2 separate regions of the Homo sapiens genome follow, and region 2 is linked to region 1. A link is an interaction called in ENCODE POLR2A ChIA-PET data of the cell type or tissue named here. Cell type or tissue: GM12878. All regions are shown on one strand. Each heading gives the region's core, and the rest is flanking DNA. Links, peaks and the distances in the headings are about the cores only. Region 1 overlaps RHOQ (ras homolog family member Q). Region 2 overlaps ATP6V1E2 (ATPase H+ transporting V1 subunit E2).

Region 1 (10,638 bases), core at 892-8,891:
CAGATGACCATGGGGCATAGACAGAAGCAGAAAGGTGAGTTGGAAGCTATTCCAGTAAAGCAGGCCAGAGATGGAGGAGGTCTGAACCAGGTGATAGAGGGAAGAGTTAGAAAAAAGTGTCTGGATTCTGGATATGTTCTGAAGGTATGTTGTGCCGAAGGCTAGATGTGTGGTATGGGAGAAAGAGCAAGGTCAAGTACGACTTCAGGGCTTTTTTTTTTTTTTGAGACAGTTTCACTCTTGTTGCCCAGGCTGGAGTACTATGGTTCGATCTTGGCTCATCACAACCTCTGCCTTCTGGGTTCAAGCGGTTCTGCCTCAGATTCCTGACTAGCTGGGATTACAGGCATGTGCCACCACACCCAGCTAATTTTGTATTAGTAGAGATGGGGTTTCTCCATGTTGGTCAGGGTGGTCTCCAACTCCCAACCTCAGGTAATTCTGCCCGCCTCGGGCTCCCAAAGTGCTGGGATTACAGGTGTGAGCCACTGCACCCAGCTGAGGGCTTCTGACCTGAGTAACTGGGAGGACAGGCTTGGAGGGTAAAAGAAGAATCATATCTTAGACATGTTAATTTTGAGATACTCAGCCATGTAGATGGACTTGTTGAGTAAACAGCTGGATAACCAAATTGAGAATTTAGGAAAGAGGTCCAGGCTGGAGATGGAAATCCAGGAATCTTTGGTTGTAGACTGTGCAAGCTACAAGACTGACAGAAGCTCATTTAGGCCTAGGGAGTGTAGCTATAGAAGAAGACATCCACAAAGCTGAGTGCTCATCACTGGGGCCCTCCAACCAGGGACCAAGGAGGTAAAGAGATGGAGCAGAGTCCAATGAGAGGGGAGAAAAACCAAGAGAGTCCAACTGAAGAAAGTTTCAGGAAGGACGCAACTGTGCCAAATGCTGATGAGTCTAGAAATGAGATCATACTGTTTTGCAACTACTTTTTTCCCTTTAGCTACATAATAAATATGAAATCTTAACAGATAGTATGAAGTTTTAATAGATGCAGGGAATTTTTGCCATTATAAACAATTCAGCATCTTTGTAGCTCTAAGTACGTCCCTAATAATTTACTTTTATTATTAAATATTATAAATGGACAAATTATAATTTTATATAAGGTACAAAGCAATATTTTCTCTCTATATATACATATACACACACACACACGAGTGAAATGATTAAATCAACATAATTAACATCTATCACCTTAAATACTTATCATTTTGTGTGGTGAGAACATTTAAAATTTACTCTTTTAGCAATTTGGAAATACGCAGTCCACCATTATTTATTTATTCATTTATTTTGAGACAGGGTCTCACTCTGTCATCCAGGCTGGAGTGCAATGGCACTATCTCGGCTCACTGCAACCTCCACCTCCTGGGCTCAAGTGATCCTCCTTCCTCAGCCCCCCAAGTAGCTGGGACTACAGGTATGCACCATCATGCTCAGCTAATTTTTTTTTTTTTTTTTTTTTTTTTTTTTTTTTTTTTGGTAGAGATGGGGTTTCACCATGTTGCCCAGGCTGGTCTCGAATTCCTGGGCTCAAACGATCCACCCACCTCAGCCTTCCAAGGTGCGGGGATTACAGGTGTGAGCCACCGTGCCCAGCACCACCATTATTAACTGTAGTTACCATGTTGTGCAGTGTTATCTCAAAAAATGTATTCCTCCTAACACTGTACACTTTGACCAACATCCTAATGATTTGCTTAGGATAAACTCTTACATATGGAATTGCTTGATCAAAAGTGTCCATGATTTTAAGGATTTTGCATACTGTCAAGACTGCTTTGATTCAATGACCAATAGTACAACAGAGTGTCCATTTTACTACACGGGTATTATAATTAATTTCTCATTTTTTGCCAATTCTATAGGTGCAAATTGAGCTTACATTTGACTACTAATAAGTTTGAACATATTTCCTATCTTCAATGGCAATCTGCATTTTGGGGGGTGAATTTTTCATTGTTAGCCCATTTTTCTATTGGTATCTGTGGCTGCTTCTGATTAACTCATATGCAAGAGGTTCCTGTATACTAAGGATGTTAACCCATTTTTCTGCCATCCATCTCAGGTTATATGACTTTTCATTTTATTTCTGGCATTTGATGTGGTATTAAGTTTTTATGCAGTGAAATCATTAATATTTTCATTTATGGCTTTTATCTTTATGACATTTAGAAATTCCTTCTCTCCCCAAGATTACAAAACTGAATACATGGAATTTCTGAAGTGATTTGTTAGTAAAGCCATTTATTTTTTGCTTTAGGAAAAACTGTCCTCCAGAAAGTTTTCTTGCTTTCTTTTGCCTCCTGATACTACATTTTAAAAGACTATATATGGGCCGGGCGCGGTGGCTCATGCCTGTAATCCTAGCACTTTGGGAGGATGAGGTGGGCAGATCATGAGGCCAGGAGGTCGAGACCATCCTGGCTAACATGGTAAAACCCCATCTCCACTAAAAATGAAAAAAAAAAAAAAAAAAAAAAAATAGCCGGGTGTGGTGGCAGGCACCTGTAGTCCCAGCTACTTGGGAGGCTGAGGCAGGAGAATGGCATGAACACGGGAGGCAGAGCTTGCAGTGAGCTGAGATCCCGTCACTGCACTCCAACCTGGGCCACAGAGTGGGACTCCGTCTCAAAAAAAAAAAAAAAAAAAAAGACCATATATGGATTCTGTTTCCACAAAAGTCCTATTGAAATCACAACATTTAAAAAATAGAATCCAATAATGTTAAGGCCAAATGGGAAAAAAGGGGAAAAAGTAAACCTATCTTTGGGGCACGAAGGAAGATAAGCTACAAGGTATTGCATGCATCACTGTTACATATATTTTTAGAATTTTTGTATTTTCTATCCTCTTTTCATAAAAAGATTGGAGAAATTTCAACACATTTCTTTTCAAACCTAGTCATCATTTTTTGGTTTTAACCACAAATTTAAACTGTCATCCTAGGTGGCTCCACTGTCTAACTCAATGAGTCTTAAGACAGAGCTGATTTGGCACAGTGCAACTGTTTAAGTAATGAAGAAGGGTTGAAAGTAGTGACACGTGTTTCCGATGCTTTTTTCCATATGTGACTTTTTAGGAAAATATCACTGGCAATGTAGCAAAGGTGTAAGAGTCTCGGCCCAGGAGTCAGGCTTTGGACTGAAACCCAACTCTGCCATTTATTACCTGCAGGATCTTGGGCGAATTATCTGACATCTCCCAGCCTCCACTGTCTCTTCTGTGTAACAGGGGAAACAGACCTACCTCACTGAGTTCATGCAAGGATTAAATGAGATAATGCATGTAAAGCACTCCACCTGGCACACAGTAAATACACAATAAAATTAGCTTCTATTGTTATCTTAGCATCTTTTACATTCATGCTTAAATTCTGTGAGTGTTCCATTACCTCTTTTGCTAGTTTCTGTCCTTGTTCCACACATATAGGTTTTTCTTTCATATCATTCAGTCTTGCTAAAGTTTTGGGGTCATCTCGGAGATCAATCTAATTAAGAAAGGTCAATAATGTCCCATAATATTACAAATCTTTAAAGAAAAATCAAAGCATGTAATCCCACTTAATTCCCACATACCAAAAAAAGATTAAACAAAAGAACTTAATTTTTAAAAACCAGGAAAATAATTGCTTTCTTTTGGCACAATTTTTTCCAAAAATATGATAGAACTCATTAACTTGCAGCTGAGATTAAACACTTACATCATTTGCTCAGCTTTGGGACTGTTTGTCTGAGAGCAGCCTCTACGACAGACCAAAGAGCTTATTCTAAAATGCAGAAAATCAAACCAGACATACCTGAGTTCCTATTAATAAAAAGGGTACATTTGGTGCGTATTCCTTAAGTTCCGGTACCCACTCCTCTTTCACATTTTGAAATGAGGCTGGATTTACCACCGAGAAGCATATAAGGAAGACATCGGTCATTGGGTAAGATAAAGGCCTCAGACGGTCATAGTCTTCCTGAGGAACAAAGAAAAGCCTCATTATGTATTTACATTTCTATTGTTTACTAGTAATATGTACATTAGATTACATGGTCAAAGATGCAAATTCAGGAGTACTCCACTAGTGGAATGTATGGCACTCTAAGTAAAATCAGATAACTCTGTTTTTGTTATTCTTCTTTGTGAAGTTCTGAACACCCATGAGGTAAAAAAAAATGACAATATCATTAACAATGACAATGAAAACTTTGGAAAAATACATTATGATCACTAACGCTGTCACTAAAAACATTTTTAACTAAAAAGTTTGCACAAAGAATTGAATATAGCTAGACATTGCCTAAGTATTATAATTTATAATAATTAATACATGCTAAATATTTACTATGTGTCAGGCACTAGTCTATATGCTCTCTCATGGATTACTTATTTAATCCTTGTAACAACAATATGACACAAGTACCCTTAATCCTGACTTTCATTTGAGTAAACTGAAGCACAGAAGTTAAATTACTTGCGTAAGGATGTGTAGCCAGTAAGTCAAGGAGCTGAGATTCAAATCCTGGCAGTTTTTACTCCAGAGTCTATACTCTTAACCACTATACAGCTTCACTGAGACCTTCAAGCTTTGCTTTCCTTGTTTCTATAGTTTTATTAATTGTGTGTGTGTGTGTGTGTGTGTGTGTGTGTGTGTGTGTGTGTGAAGATTTAAAGAGAAACATACACAGTAAACCCACCAAAATCCTCCTTTACTCTCCAACTTTCATTCCCTCTACTTAATATTTTCATGTTTATTCTTCCAGTTCTTTTTCTATGCATGAATATACCAGTAACTGCACATATTCATACATCTGTACATAAAATGAAATCATGCAGTACTTGTTGTTCTGCACTTTCTTTGTCTTGGACATCTTTCTAAATCAGAATACGTTAGACTACCATATCATTTTACACTGTTGCTTCAGAGTCCCCAGAACAGCTATACTCCTGATGGTTATTTTAGTCTCTATCACAAAAGGCAGTGAATATCCTTTTTTGCATAGACTATTTTATGTGACACAAAATTCTACTTATTTACATTCTCGAGAGTGAACAGAGTCCGGATTCCATTTTTGGCATAGCTAGACTCTCATCTGGTTTCAAAGAAACTTTATTTTTAGCCTGGGCCACCTCCCCTCTTAAATGACTCGTTTCACTACAGAACTACACAAATGTGGAACTAAGGGAATATTAAAAACATCATCTTCCACTTGGAGTTTCAGCAGTAGTATTTCCCTCATGGAACAATTTTCCTTTCATGCATTTTTCTGACATTTTTCATAATATAACTTTCAACTAAAGCATGTTAATGTCCCAAACCCTTGACTGGTGGGTAACCCTTTTGTTTTTCTGTGATGCTTTTGAAGGGCACACCTATAATCTAGAGCTGTGGGCATTAAAAGATTTCTCAGGTGTTCGCTATCACATGACGACAGGGGAAATGCCACCCCCAATCTTCTGCAACTTTTATTTTTTAAAGTGAACGCCTCTAAATGGTTTTGATTAAAGCAGTGCCCTGGTGTTAAGAAATTCACAATGAAGAGATCAAATAGGGTGGGTATGAAACACGTTATACCCCCAGACAGTTACTAGAGGAAGACTTCTTGAAAATTTAACTTTTTAAAAATCAGCTTGTGTTAAACAGTACAATTGAGTGCCTTATATGTACTTTCTGGGCTCTACTGCCTGTTTCAAACTGCAAGTCCATAAAAGAAAAAAAAAAAAAAGAAACAGTATGTCATCTTAGCATCCCACCCAGCAACTCCACACTTCTGAGCAAACATGCAGTTGTCATGGCCGGGAAATGGGGTGTTCTCATTAAAAAGCACTCCTCATCCATATTTAGATTTCCAATTTTCACAGAAATAGGAATGGGGATACTATCCCTTAGGATTATGAGGAATAAATGAAATAGTGCAACTAAAGCACTCCGCATAACACCTCGCACATCGAAGAACTCTTTCAATGCTTAAACATAAATTCTCTATCCCATGGGAAACCAAGTCTCTTATTCCTCTGCAAATCCACGCAGGGTCCCCTGAGTCCCACACTTGCCTCAGCTTTGCAGCTCCCTCCAATCACAGAGAAGTCTTTTAGTAAGAAATAAAATCAAAACACACAAAACTCAGGTCTCTCGAGACAGTATAATTTTCAGATGAATAAAAGAGAATGATATATTATTACTGTACTCATTAGTCACTTAGCCTTAAGACTATTTAAAATGTAACAAAAATAGATTTATATTTAAGAAAGCCAAATTAGAGATTTTAATGGAAATTTTACTTTTCAAGCAAGTTTACCTCCTCAGGGAAACAGAAGTGTGCGCTCTTTCTCTAGTGAGAGATGACAAGAAATAAAAACTAATTGAATGCCATGTTCCCTAGAGATGCTTAACAATATTAATCCAAGTATTTTACAGAAGGTAAATATATTGTACAGATTCCTTTCATAACCACAGTGAATCCTGACTTTCCTCCATGAGAGACGTGAGCACAAAGGAGGACAATTGGACCAATCATTTCTAGATATTTCTTAAATTGCAGGTTTTGTTTGATTAATTAAAATGTGAAGAACTGGGGCTATTAAAAAATAAAACACACATATGTTTAGACCTCCTTGGAAAGAAATGTTACTTCTTAAGTCTGAACAATCTAAAATGAATTCCTTCTGCCTGTCATCTCTGGCTAAATAATTGGCAGTTAGTGGCCGGGCATGATGGCCCACACCTGTAATCCCAGCACTTTGGGAGGCCGAGGTGGGACTCTTGAGGTCAGGAGTCCAAGATCAGCCTGGCCAATGTGGTGAAACACCATCTCTACTAAAAATACAAAAATTATCTGGCCGTGGTGGTGCACACCTGTAATCCCAGCTATTCGGAAGGCTGAGGCAGGAGAATCACTTGAACCCAGGAGGTGGAGGCTGCAGTGAGCAGAGATTGTACCACTGCACTACAGCCTGGGCAACAGAGCTAAACTCCGTCTCAAAAAAAAAAAAAAAATCGGCAGTTAGTACAAGAATGAGACCTTTCTGCTTCTATCCAGCTGAGTAATTAGAAGTCTAATAATAGCAAATTTAGAAAATAAATTATCCCCTGTGCATACTGTACCCTGCATCATATAAAATGGTTCATATGCATCACATAGTATCCTGTGTGAATTTAATATGAAATGTGGGATTTGGGAATGAATAAGTGGAGGTGTGCAGAATCTTTCATCTTCAGCCATATATTTTAAATTTGAGAACACAAAGAAGTCAAATGTAGAGCAACTGCCCTTACTTTTAAAAGATCGACTTATCAAAGTCACAACTTCTCACAGCCAACTCTCCAGTGTCCTCCTAATTAACAAACCCATTATATTTTAGTTCTAATTTTAAAATGTAGGTATTTAAACATTTCAGCATGGTAACTAGAACATTCTCAGGAGTACAGAAAAGTGTATTAAAGACAGCTGTTCAACATCAAAACAATGAAAGAACTGGTGAGTTTAGTCAGCATGGCTGTTGGACTGCATGGCAGACTCTTTAGCTTCTTACCAATTGGCTAAGTACCAGAAGTATCAAGTTTTTAAGTGTGTTCTGGCAGCTTAGTGTTCAGGCTGTCCCTTGTTGAAGAGTCCTCGATATGTGATAATGACAACCTTACTTTAAAAATATCACACATGGCCAGGTGCGGTGGCTCACACCTGTAATCCCAGCACTTTGGGAGGCCGAGGTGGGGAGATTGCTTGAGTCCAGGAGTTCAAGACCAGTCTTCCCAATGTGGTGAAATCCTGTCTCTACTAAAAATACAAAAATTAGCTGGGCATGGTGGCACATGCCTGCAGTCCCAGCTACTCAGGAGGCTCAGGTGGGTGGATCAGTTGAGCTCAAGAGGTTGGGCCTGCAGTGAGCCATGAACATGCCTGGGTGACAGAGTGAGACCCTGTCTCAAAAAAAAAAAAAAAAAAAAAAAAAAACACACACTTACCACCTGATAAGAATCTGCAAACAAAAAACTAAAGAAATGCGCTCTGAGAGGAAACAAAAGCTCTTCCAATGCCACAGAGAAATGTAGCCAATGGCCATCAGCTGGAGACCCCTTTCTGTGTGCAGCTCAGCCAGCAGTGCCCATGAGCCTTACTTCTGCACTATTCTTTGTCCCCTTCATGTGGACCTGGGTGTTCCCTCCTACCTTAGTGATCTCTGTTTAAAATATATGTTTTTGGGATGTGTATGTCTATTTTAAAATACATATCCAAAACATTTCTTAAATAAAAACACTCACATTGGACGATTTACCTTGTGCCATGCTTTGTTAGCTGGTATGCTATCATGTATTATTTAAAAGCAATCAGCAAAGATTTATTGAGACTATAGCCCTCTGGAGCTTGCAGTTTAGTTGGGAATTCAAGATATAAACATATAAAAAGACAGTCATATACAACAATAGGAGGGAATAAAAGTGTAAGCTGGAGCAAGTGAATATAGAAATGCTTAACAAACATTACTAAGCACCTACTATGTGCCCAGAACAGTGCTAACTGCAATAAATAAAGGAGGGAAGGATGAGATTCAAATAACATCTATTTGTAAAACACCTTATAAACATTTACAAAGCTCTCTCATTAAGTATCTATATGTTAAAAATAAGGCAATGCACTTGAATGTGCAGCAGTGCCCACAATGTGCCTGGACACCACTCCAGCGCCTTGCAGACCTCCAAGCCACAGCCTAGAAGAGGAAACTGCAGGCTGGTGTGGGAACGTGCATCAGGTTAGCACCCAAGAAGAACAATTCTGATAGGTGAGGAGATACACACAAATGCATAACAGCTTTCGATCTTAGGAAGTTCATGGTAAGGTAGATAAGATGTATGTGAACATGATATTACAAGTTAGAATGTGGTAAATATAAAAAGTAGTAATGAGGGGACACTAAGAAAAGACCTCTTGGAAGAGGCACTTGAGTTGGTCCTTACAGAATGGAGAGAACTTGAACGTATCCAACATGCTAGGAATGCGACTTTAGTCCAGTCCCTTATTCCTTAGGGCCTTAGTTTCTCTGTCTGAAAAACGGGAGACTTATCAGTGACAAATGCTTTGAAGACCATAAAGTACTATAGGAATGTATTACAATCCCAAATAATGCAGGATAGTACTTTGATGTAAGAAATAGTCATTTATCAAAACCTACTAGAGTTTTCCTCTGTAACAACCTAGAATGAGAAACAACCTAGAACAAGGGGTAACAGATAAGCCCCAGCCTTCCCAAATCTAAAGCAGCTTCTGACTACGTGAAGAGAGACATAAAACATATGACAACTAAGTAAGAATATCCCTGAAAAGTGGTGGCTTTGTGGTCTGTGCAGTAGCAATTCTCTGTGTCACTTCCAAGGCACACAGTAGTAATCTTCATCTACAACATCTGTTTCTAGCGAGAAGTCCAAAACAGGCATCGAGCTCTTGAAACCCTCCACCCTTCAAAGGGTGCTACACAGAAGTCCAGAGGACACATGTCATGAAGCCAGCTTCTGAGAATGCAACTGTTTTCTCCTACATCTAACTTATATATCACAACATGTCTATGGTAATGCTTGGTCAGAGTAGCCTATGAAACCTCATTTCTTTTTTTTTTTTTATTTTTTGAGATGAAGTCTCACTCTTATAGCCCAGACTAGAGTGCAATAGCACAATCTCGGCTCACTGCCACCTCTGCCTCCCGGATTCAAGCAATTCTCATGCCTCTGCCTCCTGAGTAGCTGGGATTACAGGTGCCTGCCACCATGGCTGGCTAATTTTTTGTATTTTTAGTAGAAACGGGTGTTCACCGTGTTAGCCAGGAGGGTCTCAATCTCTTGACCCTGTGATCCGCCTCCCTTGGCCTCCCAAAGTGCTGGGATTACAGGCATGAGCCACCACGCCTGGCCTGAAACCTCATTTCTATTGTGCAGTCATTTTGACACTTTTGAGTTCATTTTATATTTAACTTTGTGAAATGAAAATATCAGTTTTTACCTCTTTAAAAATAACTCTGTTTTTCAAGGAAGCTGGGTTGGGTCCTTTTTGAAAACACTTTGGTAAGTTTGGTTCAAAACTCACCAGTGATGAGTTTACTGAATTTGCCTACCACTTCCTACTACCTCCCAGCACTCTTGGACTAAAGAAAATTTTGGGGAAGAGAAAGGTTTTTTTAGGTGCTATAAATTCTTAAGAGGTCACTGTTTTTCAAAAACTTTGCAAACATCTGGTGTTTTCTTTTCTTTTTTAATTTTCAGTTCAGTTGTGAAATGGTATTTATATGTCACTGGCCTGATTAGCGCTTAGTAAAAGAATTCTTGAAATTAAAGGTTTAGCTTCTTACTTTTAGCTACTGTCATCTTCATATGTTTTGATTTATAATAAGTCAGCCTCCTAATTAATATACCAATTATTTAGGAGCTAGAGAACTAGATCTTGGGCTTCTTTTCCATTGTGCTTTCCTTTTGGCCACCTGACTGATTGTAACTCCTGTTTAGGTTGGCTGGAGGAAACGGAGAGAAAATTTACATCTGGTGGAGCATAAAGAAACCAGCTAGAGGACTGGCCTTGTCATTATCTAACTGTGTTGTGACGAACTGGCACTTCCTCATCTCTAAAAGCAGGGCCCTGAACTAGA
Region 2 (16,192 bases), core at 4,701-12,700, 62 kb after region 1:
AGCTCTGGAAAGCCCCTTCTCCTCCTTCCTCAGTCTGCAATCTCTAAGTGTCTGGAGGCCCACGTTTGGTCCTGCTTCCCTTTTGGCTAGGGGTAGGAAGCACACACCCAGACACATCTGACCTCATATTTGCTTACAAATCCCAGCTGGAATGAAGAACAGTTGCTTCAGGGTCTGGGCAGGGCTCCAGGTTGACAGACATATTTTGCCCACCAAGAACTCCCTGCGGCTGCCTCCTCCCTCTCATGGTGCTGTGGATTTGGTACTTCCCCAAGATACTCACAAGCTCATGTGGGCAAGGGCCCAAGAAGAGATTTCCCAGCTCACACTTCCTCTAAAGATCCTTCCCAGGCCAGGCATGGTAGCCCATGGCCATAATCCCAGCACTTTGGGAGGCCAAGGTGGGAGGATTGCTTGAGCCCAAGAATTTGATATCGGCCTCAGCAAAATGGTGAGACCCATTTCTAAAAATGAAATAAAGACCTTTCCCACGCCCACAGATATACAATCACCAGTTTGGAAATGTCTGCTTCCCAAAGGTCATATGGAGAGGCTTCTGGGATGCTGGTAATGTTCTCTTGATCTGGATGGTGGTTACAGGATATTTGCCTCGTAATATTCATTAAGCCAGACATTGCCGTTTCATGTACTTGTCTGACTGCATTTTGTATTTCATAATTTTGAAAAAGGCAAAAAAGAAAAAAAAAAGCCTCCCTTCCATCCCCAAGCCCTTAATCCAATCAATCCACGTTAAATGAACACCTATCTGCACCCAGCCCCTGCTAGGGAAGGAGAGTCTCATTTTCAAAGAAGTTTCCTAGAGGAAGCAAAAATAACTGGAAAAACAAACACCGAATCCAGCTCTGAATTGTATCTGGAAAACAGACCATGCTGTCATTTGGAGGAGGAGTCCAGAGATCAAGGAGTGGTGGGGCTTAAACTGGGCCTGAATATATGGGCAGGATTTATTAAGTGGAGGGAAGCATTATAGCCAAGACAACAGCATGAGCCAAAGCTGTTAAGTGGGAATGAGGCTGTTTTAGCGGGGAGGCCCCAGTCGTGAAGGGTTCACGAGAGCCGAGTCTGGCTTGGAGGGCCCCTTCTGCTGTCCCCAGCACAGGCGGAGTGGGTGCCACTTAGAGCATCCACCTGCTTCAGCAGGGTAGAAGTGTCTGAGCCCTCGTATAAGGACAGGCATGTGCGTTTCACATTTCTTGGTTTGTTTTGTTGTTTTGCTCAAGTCACAGGCCCATGTGGGCTCATAATCTCCATCCCAGACAGACGAGAAGTTACATCTGCTAGACACATTACATGGGCACACGCTTTCCTGCAGAGGGACTTGCTCAATCCCTGCCTTTTAACCCTGCCCTGCCCTGCAGCTGCCTTCATGTCCCAGCACTAATGAGCTATTTAGAAGTGGGAGTGCAGGGAGGGGACACAAGAACTCAGGATGCAGATTCAGGCACAAGGATGTGTGACAGGCTGTGAGATGACTTCCACCTCATCCCCAGTTCAGAATCCTGGGATTCAGGAGCTTCCACCACCATCACAAAGGATATGACTGGTCACCTGAGACTGTGGGCAAAGGTACCATGAAGTGTTGTGGAGAGGAGGGTCACCAACTCCAGGCAGGGCTGCTAAGTTTATTACAAACAGGCAAGACTAGAATATGTTTCCACTTTAGTGAGTGGAAACCTAATCATTCATAGGTATCCTGTACACACAGAACAACTATGATGAAGAGTGAGGCCTAAATCAGAGGAGACGAGGACAATAATAGTAGTAGTGGTCATGATGATAATAATAACTACCAGACATGAAGATTAACCATGCCTAACATTGTGTTAAACGTCTCACTTCTTTCATTTAATCCTTACAATAATCCAATGATGTAGCTGCTATTATTTTTATTATACAGATGAAGAAACTGAGGGCTTGAGGGGTATACTGCTTTGCCAAAGTCGTACAAATGGTAAGTGCAGAACCAGGATCTGAATTCCGTCAGTCTGACTGCAGAGTCCACGCCGACACCGTGGAAGCTGGTGATGCCCATTAGGCCCTGTCTGGGCATGAAGAGGATGCCCTCCCTCATGAGCTGGAACACAGCATCCCCTGTTGTGGGTGTGGCTCTCTTAAAGACCATCTGGTGAATTTTGCTTGTGCTGGTTTCTTATTAAACAACCTTCAGATTTGGCTTCACGTGCAACTCACATAGAGGGAAAGGAGACCATGATCCGCCAACATGACAGCTGTATTTTTCATTAGTAAATTAGCAAACTGGCTGCCTGGGTCACCATGCATACCTGTTAAGGTGAGCCCGCCCCAGAGCTAAAGGCTACCATGTGCCAACTTAACTGAGATTCTGAGTGTGCAAGGATAACCCCCGTCATGGCCCCGGGTGCCAAGGAAATCCCTTTTAGCCTCCTCTTGGCAGACTTGGCCAGCCTTCCCCAGTGACAGCCTGGCTCTTTGGATTCAAGCTGCCTGGTCAGACTGCAAGGGTCATCTGTACAAAGAAGGAAGCAACAGTGCCAGGTTCCAGCGTGCGTTCCAAGTTCCACATTCTGTGTGCAGACTCCCAACGCCAGAGCAAAGGCAGGCCCCTGGCAGGGGACTGGTAAGGCTTCACCTGATATATTTCTTCCTATATACACGTAACCTGGGGCTTCCTAGACCTTGTACTATGTCTGCTTTCATTGACAGTGGTTCCTAAAGCTGGTCAGCATCACGGTTACCCGGGGAGCCTTAAAACACACACACACACACACACACACACACACACACACACACACACACACACACAAAATTGACTTGTCTTATTTAGGAGCAGAAAATGCTTTTGCTGTAGTTACAAAATGCAGGTTTTTTTTAAAAGTACATCCTAAAGTAATGAGGAGTGGATGGCCCAAATAAATTTTCTTTCTGACTTCTAATGACATTTTGTAAGATTGAACCCAAGGGCTTGGTCTTTGTCACAAACACTGGGTGGTTTTTCCACCAAGCTTGGGAAGTGGTACGGGTTTCTGGGATAGCATTTGTGTGTGTGTGTGTGTGTGTGTGTGTGTGTGTGTTGTGTGTGTGTGTGTAACAAATGTTTAAGAGTATGGTACAGTACTGTTAACTGTATGTACGTTACTGTACAGCAGGTCTCTAGAACTTTTTCATCTTGCATCACGAAAACTACACCCATTGAACAGAACCCCATTTCCCCTACCCCCACCCCTGGAAAGTGTCATTCTGTTAATATTTCCTGGTTCCATGAGTTTGACTACTTTAGATATCCCATAAGTGGAATCATGCAGTATTTAATCTTCTATCATGGGCTTATTTTACTTAGAATTATGTCCTCAAAGTCCATCTATGTTGTAACATGTGACAGGATTTTCTTCCTTTTTAAGGCTTTATAATATTCCATTTTATGTATACACCACACTGTTTTTATCCATCCATCAGTAAGCTTGTAGATTGTTTCTACCTCTTGGCTATTTTGAATAATGCTTCCCTGAACATTGGTGTGCAAACATTTCTTCAAGATTCTATTTTCAGTTCTTTTGAACAGAAGTGGGATTGCTGGATTACATGGTAATTCCATTTTTAACTTGTTGAATAACCACCATACTGTGTTCCATAGCAGCTGCATCATTTTACATTCCCACCAACCCAGTGCACAGGAGTTCCAGTTTCTGCACATCCTTGCCAACACTTGTTATTTTCTTTTTCTTTCTTCTTTTTTTAAAAAATAATGACCATCCTGTCAGGAGTAAAGTGATATCTCATTGTGCTTTTGCTTTGCATTTACTTGATGATTGATGTTGAGCACATGATGTTTTCCTATGCCTGTTGGCCTTTGTATGTCTTCTTTAGAGAAATGTCTACTCAGGTGTTTTGCCCATTTTAAAATCAAGTTTGTTGTTGTTGTTGCTTTTGCTTTGAGTTGTAAAAGTTCCTTATGTATTCTGGATATTAACTTCTTATGAGATATACGGTTTGCAGATATTTTTCCCACTCCATTGGTGACCTTTTCACTCTGTGGATTGTTTGATTTGCTGCATAGATGCTTTTAAATTTTATGCAATCTCATTTGTCTATTTTTGCTTTTGTTGTCTGTGCTTTCTCTGTCATATCCAAGAAATCATTGGCAAGACCAGTGTTATGAAGCTTTTCCCGTTTGTTTCTTTCTAGGAATTTTATCGTTTCAGGCCTTACATTTAAGTCTTCAATCAATTTTTAGTTGATTTTTGTGTATGCTTAAAATAAGGGTCCAATTTCATTCTTTTGCATGTGGATATCTAGTTTTCCCAACACCATTTATTGAAGAGGCTATCTTTCCCCCATTATGTAGTCTTGGCACCCTTATTGATGATCATTTGATTGTAAATGTGGGGTTTATTTCTGGGCTCTTCATTCTTTTCCATTGGTCTATATATCTAGCTTTATGCCAGTACCATACTGTTTTAATTACTTTAACTTCGTAGTATATGTTGAAGTCAGGAAATGTGAGACCTTTAGCTTTGTTGTTCTTTCTCAAGATTGTTTTTGGCTATTTGGGGTCCTTTGTGATTCTATATGAATTTTAGAATTCTCCCACCCTATTTCTGCAAAAAACAGCATCAGGATTTTGATAGGGATTGCACAGAATCTGTGGATCATTTTGGTTAGTATGGACATTTTAACAATATTAGTTCTTCCAACATATGAACATGGGATGTCTTTCCATTTATTTGTTTTTAACTTCTTTCAGCAATGTTTTATACTTTTCAGTAAACAAGTATTCTAGTTCCTTGAGGTGTAAAGTTAGGTAACTTGAGAGTTTTTTTTTTTAATATAGAGTTTACTACTATAAATTTTCCTCTTAGAATTGCTTTTGCTGCATCTCATAAGTTTAGGTATGTTGTAGTTTCATTTTCATTTGGTCTCAAGATATGTTCTAGTTTTCTTTTTGACTTATTCTTTTAAAAATTTTTTTTAGAGATAGGGTCTCATTCTGTTGCCCAGACTGGAGTGCACTGGCACCTCATTAGCTTATTACAGCCTCGCACTACCAGGTTCAAGCGATTCCTGCTTCAGCCTCCCAAAGTGTTGGGATTATAGGCATGAGCCATTGCATCCGGCCTGACTTATTCTTTAACCCTTGGTTGTTCAAAAATGTGTTGCTTGATTTCCACATATGTGTGAATTTTCTAATTTTCCTTCAGCTATTGATTTCCGGTTTCATTCCATATAGTTGAAAAGATACCTGGTGTGATTTCAATCTTCTTAAATTTATTGAGATTCGTTTTATAACCTAACATGTGATCTGTCCTAAAGACTGTTCCATGTGTGCTTGAGAAGAATGTGTATTGTGCTGCTGTTGGGTGGAAGGCTCTGCATATATGTCTGTAAGGTCCATTTGGTCTATGGTGTTGTTCAAGTTCTCTGCTTTTTTACTGATTTTCTGTCTGGATATTCTCTCCATTTTGACAGTAGGGTATTGAAATTTCCTACTATTATTGTATTGCTGTCTATTTCTTCCTTTGGTTCTGTCAATGCTTGCTTCATATATTTGGGTGCTCTGATGTTGGGTACATATATATTTATAAGTGTTCTATCTTCCAGGTGAATTGACTCTTTTATCATTATATAATGTCTTTGTCTCTTGTGACAGTTCTTGACTTAAAGTCTATTTTGTCTGACATCAGTATGGCCACCCCTGCCCTCTCTTGTTACTTTTGCATGGAATATATTTTTCCATCCTTTCACCCTCAGCCTGTGTGTGTCCTTAATTTCTAAAATTAGTCTCTTGTAGACAGCAAATAGTAAGATCTTGTTTATTTTTGTTAATCCATTCAGCCACTTTATATCTTTTCATTGGAACATTTAATCCATTTATATTTAAAGTAATTACTGATAGAGAAAGACTGACTGTTGCTATTTGTTAACTGTTGTTTTTTGTTTTTTGTCTCACGGCTTTTTGTCTCTCTTTTCCTCTCTTGCTATCTTCCTTGTGTTTGACTCCCCCATACCTGCCCCCAACCCCTGGTGGCAACATACTTCAATTCTTTTCACATTTTCTTTTGTGTAACTTCCAAAGGTATTTTCTTTGTAGTAACTGTGGGCTAACATGAAACATGTTATAATTTTAACTGTCTACTTTAAGCTGATGAATTAACTTCAATCACAAGCAAAAACTCTTTTTTTACCCCCCAACATTGTTATTTATGTCACAAATTGCATCTTTTTACATTATGTATCCATTAACATATTTTTATAGTTATGGTTACTTTTTATACTTTTGCCTTTTAACTTCTATACCAGAATTAAAAGTGATTTACATATCACCATTACAGTATTACAGTATTCTGTATTTGCCAATATCTTTATCTTTACTAGTGAGCTTTACACTTTCATATGCTGTCTAGTGGCCTTCTGTTTCAAATAGAAAGATTCCATTTAGTATATCTTGTAAGGTAGGTCTAGTGGTGATGAACTTCCTCAGCTTTTGTTTATCTAGCAAAATCTTTAGTTTTCTTTCCTTTTTGTAGGACAGTTTTTCCAAATATAGTATTCTTGATTAGCAGGGTTTTTTTTTCAGCCCTTTGAATATATCATCTTACTCTTTCCTGTACTACAAGATATCTACTGAGAAATCCACTGTTAGTCTTATAGAAGCTCCCTTATATGTGATGGCTCTTTTCTCTTTCTGTCTTTGACTTTTGACAATTTGATTATAATGTGTCTTGATAAGGACTTTTTTGGGTTTATCTTAGTTGGAGTCCGTTAGACTTCTTGAATCTGGATAGACATTTCCCTCCCCAGATTTGAGAAGTTTTGGCCATTATTTCTTTAAAAACTTTCTATCCTTTTTTCCCAGCCTTCTTTTGAGACTCCCATAATGCATATATTGGTCTGCTTGATGATGTCCTGTAAGTCTCTTAGGCTTTCTTTACTCTTTCTCATTCTTCTTTTCTTTTTGCTCCTTTGACTGGATAATTTCAAATGTTATATCTTCAAGCTCACTGATCTTTTCCTGTTGAACTCCTCTAGTGAATTTTTTCAGTTCAGTTATTGTATTCTTCAGCTCCAAAATTTGTTTGGTTCTTTTTCATATTTTCTATATCTCTTTTGATATTCTCATTTTGTTCATACATCATTTTCCTGGGCTTGTTGAGCATCCCAGGGAACCTTTTAAAGATATGGCTTCCCAGACCTTACTGGCAGAGATTCTGATTCAGTAGGTGTAGGGTTGGGGCCTTAAAAGCTGTATTTCCTTTTTTCTTTTTTCTTTTTATTTATTTATTTTTTTGAGACAGAGTCTCACTCTTGTCACCCAAGCTGGACTGCAATAGTCGAGTTCAGCTCACTGGAATCTCCACCTCCTGGGTTCAAGCGATTCTCCTGCCTCAGCCCCCTGAGTAGCTGGGATTACAGGCATCCACCACCACACCCAGCTAATTTTTTTATTTTTAGTAGAGATGGGATTTCACCATGTTGGCCAGGCTGGTCTTGAACTATTGACCTCAGTTGATCCACCCACCTCGGCCTCCCAAAGTGCTGGGATTACAGGCATGAGTCACCACACTAAAAGCTATATTTCTTAAAGATCCTCCAAGTGGTTCAGATATACATCCGGGTTTGGAACCACTTCTAGTAAAAAGACCACCTTCAATCTCTTCCCCTTCCCTTATATAAGCTTTAGGGAAATGGGGAAGTCTAGGCTTATATAAAGAATATAACGTGTTTTGTTGTTGTTGTTGTTTTTGAAATGGAGTCTTGCTGTGTCATCAGGCTCAAGTACAGTGGCGCGATCTCAGCTCACTGCAACCTCTGCCTCCTGGGTTCAAGCGATTCTCCTGCCTCAGCCCCCTGAGTAGCTGGGACTACAGACACGTGCCACCAAGCCTGGCTAATTTTTTTGTATTTTAGTAGAGACGGGGTTTCACCATGTTGGCCAGGATGGTCTTGATCTCCTGACCTCGTGATCCACCCGTCTCAACCTCCCAAAGTGCTGGGATTACAGGCGTGAGCCACTGCGCCCAGCCATAAAGTTTTTAAATAAAAGCTTCGGGGAAGTGAATAGATAATGGATAGAATATGCAGACAGAAAATCAGTAAAGAAACAGAGAACTTGAACAACGCTATAGACCAAATGGAGCTTACAGACATATATGCAGAACATTCCACCCAACAGCAGCAGAATGCACATTCTCCTCAAGTGCACATGGAACATTCTTTAGGATGAATCTCATGTTAGGTTACAAAGCAAGTCTCATCTCTCCAAGGTGCCATTTTCCGCTTAGTAGTACTCCTTTTTCTCTGTATCGTTTGAAGGTTCTTACAACCCTCCTACCTCCAGGAAGGATTCAATCCTGGCTGGATTAAATCCTGGCTGACCATGAGTTTCTTAAGACTTTCCCCAACCCTCCTGACCCCAAATGTGGATATGCTTTCCATTTATGTATTAATTTGGTGTTTCCATTCTGTTGGCTTGCTATCTGAGTCTTAGGCCACTGCTGTGTAGAGAACTTCTGGACTAGGTCTGCCCTAACTACCTCATTATTATTTGATAACAATGAGAGTGAGTGTAGCAGGGATAGAATTCTGGAGATCCTGGTTCAAGTCTCATTCTTCTAGAGTATAACCTTAGATAAATTGTGTTCCTTCTCTGGACCTCAATTTCCTCATCTGTGAAGTGAGGGGTATATATACAGTCTCTGTAATCCTCCTCTATAGCCTCTGACTTTCTCTTTCATCCTCTTGTTCACTGGTATAGCTGAGAAAGTGGAACTCCAGAGACACTCCTGAAATTGTCCTAAGTCAAAGGAGCCAAACGGTGTACGAGCTCCCTCTCTGCCGTCCCCTCTGAGAGCAGCCATGGCCCTGAGTGATGTCGATGTGAAAAAGCAGATTAAGCACATGATGGCTTTCATTGAGCAGGAAGCCAATGAGAAAGCAGAGGAAATCGATGCCAAGGCTGAGGAAGAGTTTAACATTGAGAAAGGACGCCTCGTGCAAACCCAACGACTGAAGATTATGGAGTATTATGAGAAAAAGGAGAAGCAGATAGAGCAGCAGAAGAAAATCCTGATGTCCACCATGAGGAATCAGGCGAGGCTGAAAGTCCTGAGAGCCCGAAATGACCTCATCTCAGATTTGCTCAGTGAGGCGAAGCTGAGACTCAGCAGGATTGTGGAGGACCCAGAGGTCTACCAGGGGCTGCTGGATAAACTGGTGCTCCAGGGTCTGCTCCGACTGCTGGAACCTGTGATGATTGTACGCTGCCGGCCACAAGACCTCCTCCTGGTGGAGGCTGCTGTACAAAAAGCCATCCCCGAGTACATGACAATTTCCCAGAAACATGTGGAGGTCCAGATTGATAAAGAGGCATACCTGGCTGTGAATGCAGCTGGAGGTGTGGAGGTCTACAGTGGCAATCAGAGAATAAAGGTTTCAAATACCTTGGAAAGCCGACTGGATCTCTCAGCCAAGCAAAAGATGCCAGAAATACGAATGGCCTTGTTTGGTGCTAACACCAACAGAAAGTTCTTTATATAAGCCTCTGGGAAGTGAAGCTAGTGTTGAACCACTAAACCATAAAAGTTTAAGTTTTTTGGGGAAAGGAAACTAGTAGTGTTTCCTCCTCTTTGATGCTCTGATACTGTTCTGTTTTTCTTCACGAAATACCCTTTGGATAGCTAAAGTGTTAACTTTGAAATAAAGCCCAAATTAATGCTCAGAATTCAAATTCCAATTCATCCATACATGCCACAGCTTCTGGTCCATTCTGCAGTCTGGGATAAGGGGAGTGATGACATCTGCTCTTCAGCTTGGCCTCAGGTGGTGAATGTGTGAGATGTGAATAGTGTTCTTCGCCTGTGAATCTGGGTGCTCTAGTTTAATATGCATATGAAGTGTGTTTTTCTTTTGTTTCAGCTTCAGTACCCAAATTTATGTTATTTAATGAGGTCTAGAGATCTTCCTCACATGTCCAGAACCAACTTCATGTGCATCCAACCAGCACAGTCACACAGGGGCCAAGCTCAGAAGGGCCCCGCACCTGGGGATTAGTGATCTGTATTTGCTGCCCTGAAATTCCTAATTTCAACTTTGGATGTATGCTTTGTAAGGGATGCTTGATGGAACCCTGGGGCATGTGCCAGGGGTTTGGAGCCTTGGCTCACACATGGTACTGACTCCCAAAGCCTACCCACCTTCTTGGGATGGGTTGTTGGCCAACCAATTCCCAGTCCCCTGGTGCCCTGAGGCCCAGCCTTCCTCCACCTCACCCAGTAAGCATTGCTTCCCTCTGCTCCTGGTGGGGGCCTGGTGTACCTGCAGGGAGGGTCAGAATGGGGTTTCATGCTCTGTGGAGTTTCAGGGCCTGAAATCTCTGCCCAAGGCTGGCAGCTCCATAGCATATTCAGTAGACAACTTGAGGGAAGGGGTGAGTCTCTTACACACCAGATACTGAGCCCGTCCTGGTGTAGAGGTTTAAAGACCCTAGGAGTTACCTATCCGCTATAGGGCAGCCAGCCCACTGGAAGGAGAGATGCCAGCTCATCTTCCCTGATCCTGGCCCAGGCCCACAGTGGTGGCTAGTGGGAAGGGGGACCCAACCACTGCCGAACTTGCTGCACCAGAGTCTTAGGGCAGGACCCTCAGGAGCTTGTAAATGTCTGCACTTGGCCTGCAAAGTATCTCTGTGCCTGGCCGGGTCCTCCCTTGGACAGCTCAGTGCCTGGGGGAACTTGGATGCATCTCTTCTGGCCAGTGTGAGGCACCTTCTGGGAGGAGCCAAGAAATACAGATTGTATAATTTTGGTGACTTGGCATATAGGCATTGCACAATAGAAAAGTAAATGGTAGAATTCATGCTAATAATTTAAACTTCGAATGGTAGAATTCATGCTAATAATTTAAATTTTCTTCACTTAAGACATTAAACAGCAAATAAACACTATGAAAAGTCAAGAAAAAACTACAGAAGAAAGGAAAAAGCTTTATCTTTTAGTGCCATTCATGGCACTTCTTTCCTGCTTTTTGAACAAAGGATCTCACATTTTCTTTACTTTTCTTCTTCTTCTTTTTTTTTTTTTCTTTTTTTTTTTTTTTTTGAGATGGAGTTTCTCTCCTGTTGCCCAGGCTGGAGTGCAGTGGCACGATCATGGCTCACTGCAACCTCCGTCTCCTGGGTTCAAGTGATTCTCCTGCCTCAGCCTCCCGAATAGCTGGGATTACAGGTGCGTGCCACTATACCCAGCTAATTTTGTATTTTTAGTAGAGACGGGGTTTCACTATATTGGCCAGGCAGGTCTCGAACTCCTGACCTCAGGTGATCCACCAGCCTCGGCCTCCCAAAGTGCTGGGATTACAGGCGTAAGCCACCGTGCCTGGCCAGATCTCACATTTTCATTTTGTACTGGGCTCTGCAGATTACATAGCAGGTTCTGCATATGTATGTGTGATTTAAGGTCTAGTGCATGCCTGATGTTGCTTTACTTATTAAAATAGAATTTTTTTGAAGAAAAGAAATCCCAAGATGCTCTGCTGAGGGCAAAGGTTGGCCTGTGTGGTTACGACTCTGTAAGGAACAGAAACTTCATGAAACTCAAACACAAAGTAGGGGACAGGCTACTAGTAAGTTGGGGTGTCTCACAGAACCTAGAATAGGAATCCTTCATGATCTCAGGAGAGGGCTGGAATTGGGACTCAGAAAGCCATCTGAAATCCTCTATATGGCCATTTTTCTTTCTTTAACGAGTGACTTTCTCTGTTGCCCAGTTTAAATGGTGGAATATGCATGCCCCACAATTCCAAAGTTGACATGTTATAGTTCCAGAAACAAACTTGCTTCTCTTGAAGTCCATTCCATTTTCCCAGGAGGGAATCTATTTGGCCGAGCTGGGGTCAGGTGTCTACCTATGGTCCATGTGGTGTCTGGGGTAGTTCCCAGAGAAAGAAGGGTCTTTGTCAACTGAACGGACTCCCCACAGGGTGTCTTCTATGTGGGCCCTTTTGAGTTTCAAATGAACATTGTTTTTTTTGTTTGTTTGTTTGTTTGTTTGTTTTTTGGTTTTTTTTGAGATGGAGTCTAGCTGTGTCGCCCAGGCTGGAGTGCAGTGGCATGATCTCGGCTCACTGCAACCTCCGCCTCATGGGTTCAAGTGATTCTTCTGCCTCAGCCTCCCGAGTAGCTGGGACTACAGGCACGTGCCACAACACCTGGCTAATTTTGGTATTTTTAGTAGAGACAGGGTTTCACCATGTTGGCCAGGCTGGTCTCGAACTCCTGACCTCATGATCTGCCCGCCTTGGCCTCCCAAAGTGCTGGGATTACAGGTGCAAGCCACCGCGCCCAGCCTCAGTGAACATTTTCCAAATGCCAGTGATGAGCCAGGCACTGTGCTGGGTGCTGGGCTGCAAAAAAGAATATGATCTGGCTCTTTTCTTTAAGGAGTCATAGACACATAAACAGATGATGATCATGATAATGATACAATGTAGCAAGTGCCAGCCTAGTGCTGATGTGCAATCCTGTGGGAAGACAGTGGCTGGAAGGGAGGGTAACAGAAGGGTTCCTGGGCTTTGGCAGTTGAGCTGGGGAAAGCGCTCCAGGCAAAGGAAGGAAAGCATGTGCCAAGGCCCTGAGGTGTGAAAACGCAGGGTGCATTACAGGAGCTGTGTGTAGTTCAGCGTGATGGAATGTGAGGGGTGAGGAGGAAGAGACCATGGATGAAGGTGGAAAGATGGGCCTCATTACAGGGTGTTGCTCTGGAGGTTTTCTTGTTTGTTTTTGTTTTTGTGGGGTTTTTTTTGTTTTTTGTTATTTTTTGTTTTTTTTTTTTTTGAGATGAGGTCTTGTTCTGTTGCCCAGACTGAAGTGCAGTGGTGTGATCTTGGCTCACTGCAACCTCAACCTCCTAGGCTCGAGCGATCCTCCCATCTCAGCAGGTTACAGCAGGAAGTGGGAGCCAAATTCCCAGAAGGGGATGGGCTGGGGGCTTGGTCCCCAGTCCTGAGTAGCTGGGACTACAGGCATGCACCACTGCACCTGGCCAGTTTTTTTTATTCTTTGTAGAGATGGGTCTCACTATGTTGGCCAGGCTGGTCTTGACCTCCTGGGCTCAAACAGTCCTCCAGCCTTGGCCTCTCAAAGTGTTAGAATTACAGGCGTGAGTCACCACACCTGGCCTACTCAGGAGTTTTGACTTAATTCTGGTGGGTGAGTGATAAGGAGGTCATTGAGGGACTTTAAGAGTGAATGAAACAATGAGAGCTGGACTTTCAGAAAGATTATTCCAGTGTCGCTCTAGGTGGAGGACACATTAATGTGGGGGAGAGACTGGAGGTAGGGCACCTCTCATGGGGGCTATTTATCAGCCTGAGTGAGAGGTGATAAATAACCTACCCGCTCTTTCGTGAGGCAGGTGAACTTCACGACACAAAGGTGGAAGAGATTAGAATCAGTGACTTCTGTCCTATGCCTCCTCCCTTCCCCCACCCCAATATATTTTTTCATTTGTCCAGGCTTGAGGCTCTATTAGTTTCACATCATCTTACAATTTTTTCTTATGAGAGTCTCCCTATGCTCCAAGATTTCCCCCCTCTCTCCTCACCATCATTCCAGGCCCAGCAAAGCACCCACTTCCCAGCTGATCAAGCCCCCAGCCCTTCCCCTTCCGGGAAGTCAGCCCCCACTTCCTGCTGTAACCCTGGAGTGTCTGAACCCCCTCGGCCTACCCTAGCTCTGGCCCCCTGAGCCACCCTCAATCTGTTAGCTGCCCCCAACATCAATTCACCTCCCCCAAAAATGGACAGTCGTAGGTTTTATGAAGGGTTTTGTGGGAAGTTGAGGAGAGTGTTGCATTGTACCTATGGGACAAACTTTCCCCTAAGTTGCATTTAAGCATCTCTATATTTTCCAACTTTTCTCTCTCCTGGAGCTGCCACACATTAGCTCTTTCTCCCCAGCCTTCTCCCTCTCAACCCCGTGGGTTCCAGCCTTTACCTCACCATGTCCCTTCAGCAACACAAAAGCCTTGGCCTCTCGCAGTCTCTGGACGTAGGGACTGTGTCTCTCGTTGAGGACTTTTCACACACTACTTTTCTATACTGTTAGCAACTTTATCTACTGTGTCTCATCTTTTTAGACACAGCTCCTTATGGACAGAGACTGTGTCTTTTCTCTTTTTTGCATCCCCTGCTGCTGTGTTACTTTAGTGCCTAACACAGTAGGTTCTGAACAAGCGTTGATCATTGTTACATTCTTCTCTCCAGGCCTGGCTCTGGGTTATGGATGGAGGACTCCAGAGCCTCTCTCCTTTCCTAGTCCATAGATTTGGACATAAAAATGGGCAAGGATATGAGATGGTGGTCAGGGGAAAGGTGGTGCATTGTATTCCAAGGATCCTTCTGGACAAGAAAATCCTCTGTTGCTCCCAGGGAAAGACTGTGGATGGGAACAGCCTGAAATTCAGGCAGGATATGCCCCCTGCCTCACTTCAGTCCAGTGGTTGGTTACTCCTGGGCTTGCCTGAGGATTTATTGAATCCCATCCCTCCATGGGAAACAGATGGGAGGGGCTTTGCTTTGGACCTGGGTGCAGAGGCAGGAGGCTCTGGAGGGACTGGGCCTGGTCTGTGTCCTCCATGGGGGCCTCAGCCATGGGAGAGGCACATCTTAGCCTTCATGTCTATGTGGCCATCAAGGCTAGACTTGACCTTTGGGGTGGGCTACCTGTCACCATCCTGTTGAGCTCCGACAGCTACGGCCCTGTAGAGGTCTTTACCTTAGAAAGGTTTGCACTGGGCGCATTCTCTTAGTTGAGTGAATGGTACACACTAATATGCATCTTTTATTGGCATTAACATCCTCCCCTCTAGAAGGCATGCTCCTTGTGTAAGCTCCTTGGTCCCGTGAGCCAAAAGGAGCAAACTGTTACGACGGCAGACAGGCACAACCCTTCCCCACACCTCTCTTCATTAACACTTCCTCCCCAGGCGCAAGGGAAGCTGTCTGCTACGGATGCAGAGGCTTTGCTTATGGTGATGGGACTGCTGTAGACTCACTCCCTGCTGGGGAAGAGCTGGGGGAAGCTGAACACACAGCAGGGAGGTCCTGCCCCACATGCTAGGAGGCCAGCTGCCTCCTGAGGATGGTAGGCAGAGTAACTTGGTGAAGGGAGAGTGTGGATTTGGTTCTGATCTTGAGCTGCCTGGAGAGCCAGAGATGGAGGGGATGCTTTGATTGTGTGGCAGGACCTCAGAGAAGGCAGGGGAACCAACAGGAAATGCTGCAGGGCTTCATCTCTGACCCTGGGCTCATGGGGCCCGTAGAAGTGGGTCAGCAGATCAACTCTGGGCCCAACCACACACACCCCACCTCAGCTCTAGGGAGCAACTGCAGCCCCTTCCTAGGCTCCACAGGGACATTGCTGAAGTCTTTGCCCCCATCCTATGCTCTCCCCAGTCCACCCAGACACCCCTTCCAATTCACAAGTTCATCTCTGAAATCACACCTGGTACTGACAGCACTGGGAAAGGACTCTAGTCTCACCTCCCACCCCCACCTTACTATGGGTGGTCCTAAAGCACGATAAACCCTCACCTTTCCTAGCGCCCCGTGCTTTCCTGCACAATCACACAGCTTACCCAGTGGTCTTGCCTTACAAAACGGCAATATGTCAACCTAAACGGTAGAAGCAGAGACAAAATTAATATAAGTAGAGAGTTTATTTGAGTCAAGTTTGAGGATTGCAACCTGCGAGCATAGATTCAAGTTGCCCTAAATACACACTCTGATTAGCTGAAGTTACAAGTGGATTTTTAAAGGCAAAAGCAGAGGATGGGGTATGGGCTGATATAAAGTTGTTTGTCAGGAATTCTCATTGGTTTACATAAATAACATTGATTTGATTGGCTATACATTGTTAAGCTATAAAGCGTGGGTTACAGTGTCTGGTGAGGCACTATTAGGTTGATCTATAGCTACCTGTGGTGATAGCAAGCAGCTTCAAGAGACGAACACATTGCTCAAAGCAGGGGAGTAGGACATGATTGCTGTCTCGTTTTAGTGTCTCTCTGGGCCTGATAATTAAAAGGACTTGTATTCCTCAGATAAAGGTTCTTTTCTTAACTCCTTTCATTGGGAGGTGAGTTACTCTGCTTCCCATTGCTGATGCAGCAAAAGGGGATCAGTCCAGGCAGGCCCTGGGCCC

The links. ChIA-PET counts read pairs that join two places held together with the same protein. Peaks named below come from ENCODE experiments on the same cell type or tissue, not always from the same donor. Only the 100,000 strongest peaks of a DNase experiment are listed, where the experiment ranks them.
Region 2: POLR2A ChIA-PET joins it to region 1 with 11 read pairs; 2 of 35 experiments call an interaction of 5 or more read pairs at or near these places.

The regions. Positions count from the first base shown.
Region 1 is chr2:46,569,431-46,580,068 of GRCh38, reverse strand. It overlaps RHOQ (ras homolog family member Q), which reads right to left. Exons shown (of 5, transcript NM_012249.4): 3 at 3,818-3,982; 4 at 3,413-3,508. It overlaps RHOQ-AS1 (RHOQ antisense RNA 1), which reads left to right. Exons shown (of 2, transcript NR_104182.1): 1 at 1-34; 2 at 10,499-10,638. Among named protein-coding and RNA genes, the nearest start is that of RHOQ-AS1, 5.5 kb to the left of the region's middle. RefSeq lists an enhancer at 9,309-9,408. In GM12878, for the core only: no CTCF peak of the experiment used is centred there; a DNase peak (open chromatin) is centred at 5,052; H3K4me3 peaks cover 1,135 bases; H3K27ac peaks cover 1,727 bases.
Region 2 is chr2:46,505,370-46,521,561 of GRCh38, reverse strand. ATP6V1E2 (ATPase H+ transporting V1 subunit E2) reads left to right here. Exons shown (of 5, transcript NM_001318063.2): 5 at 8,750-9,715. The coding sequence starts at 8,851. The coding sequence ends at 9,531. Among named protein-coding and RNA genes, the nearest start is that of RHOQ, 29 kb to the left of the region's middle. In GM12878, for the core only: no CTCF peak of the experiment used is centred there; no DNase peak of the experiment used is centred there.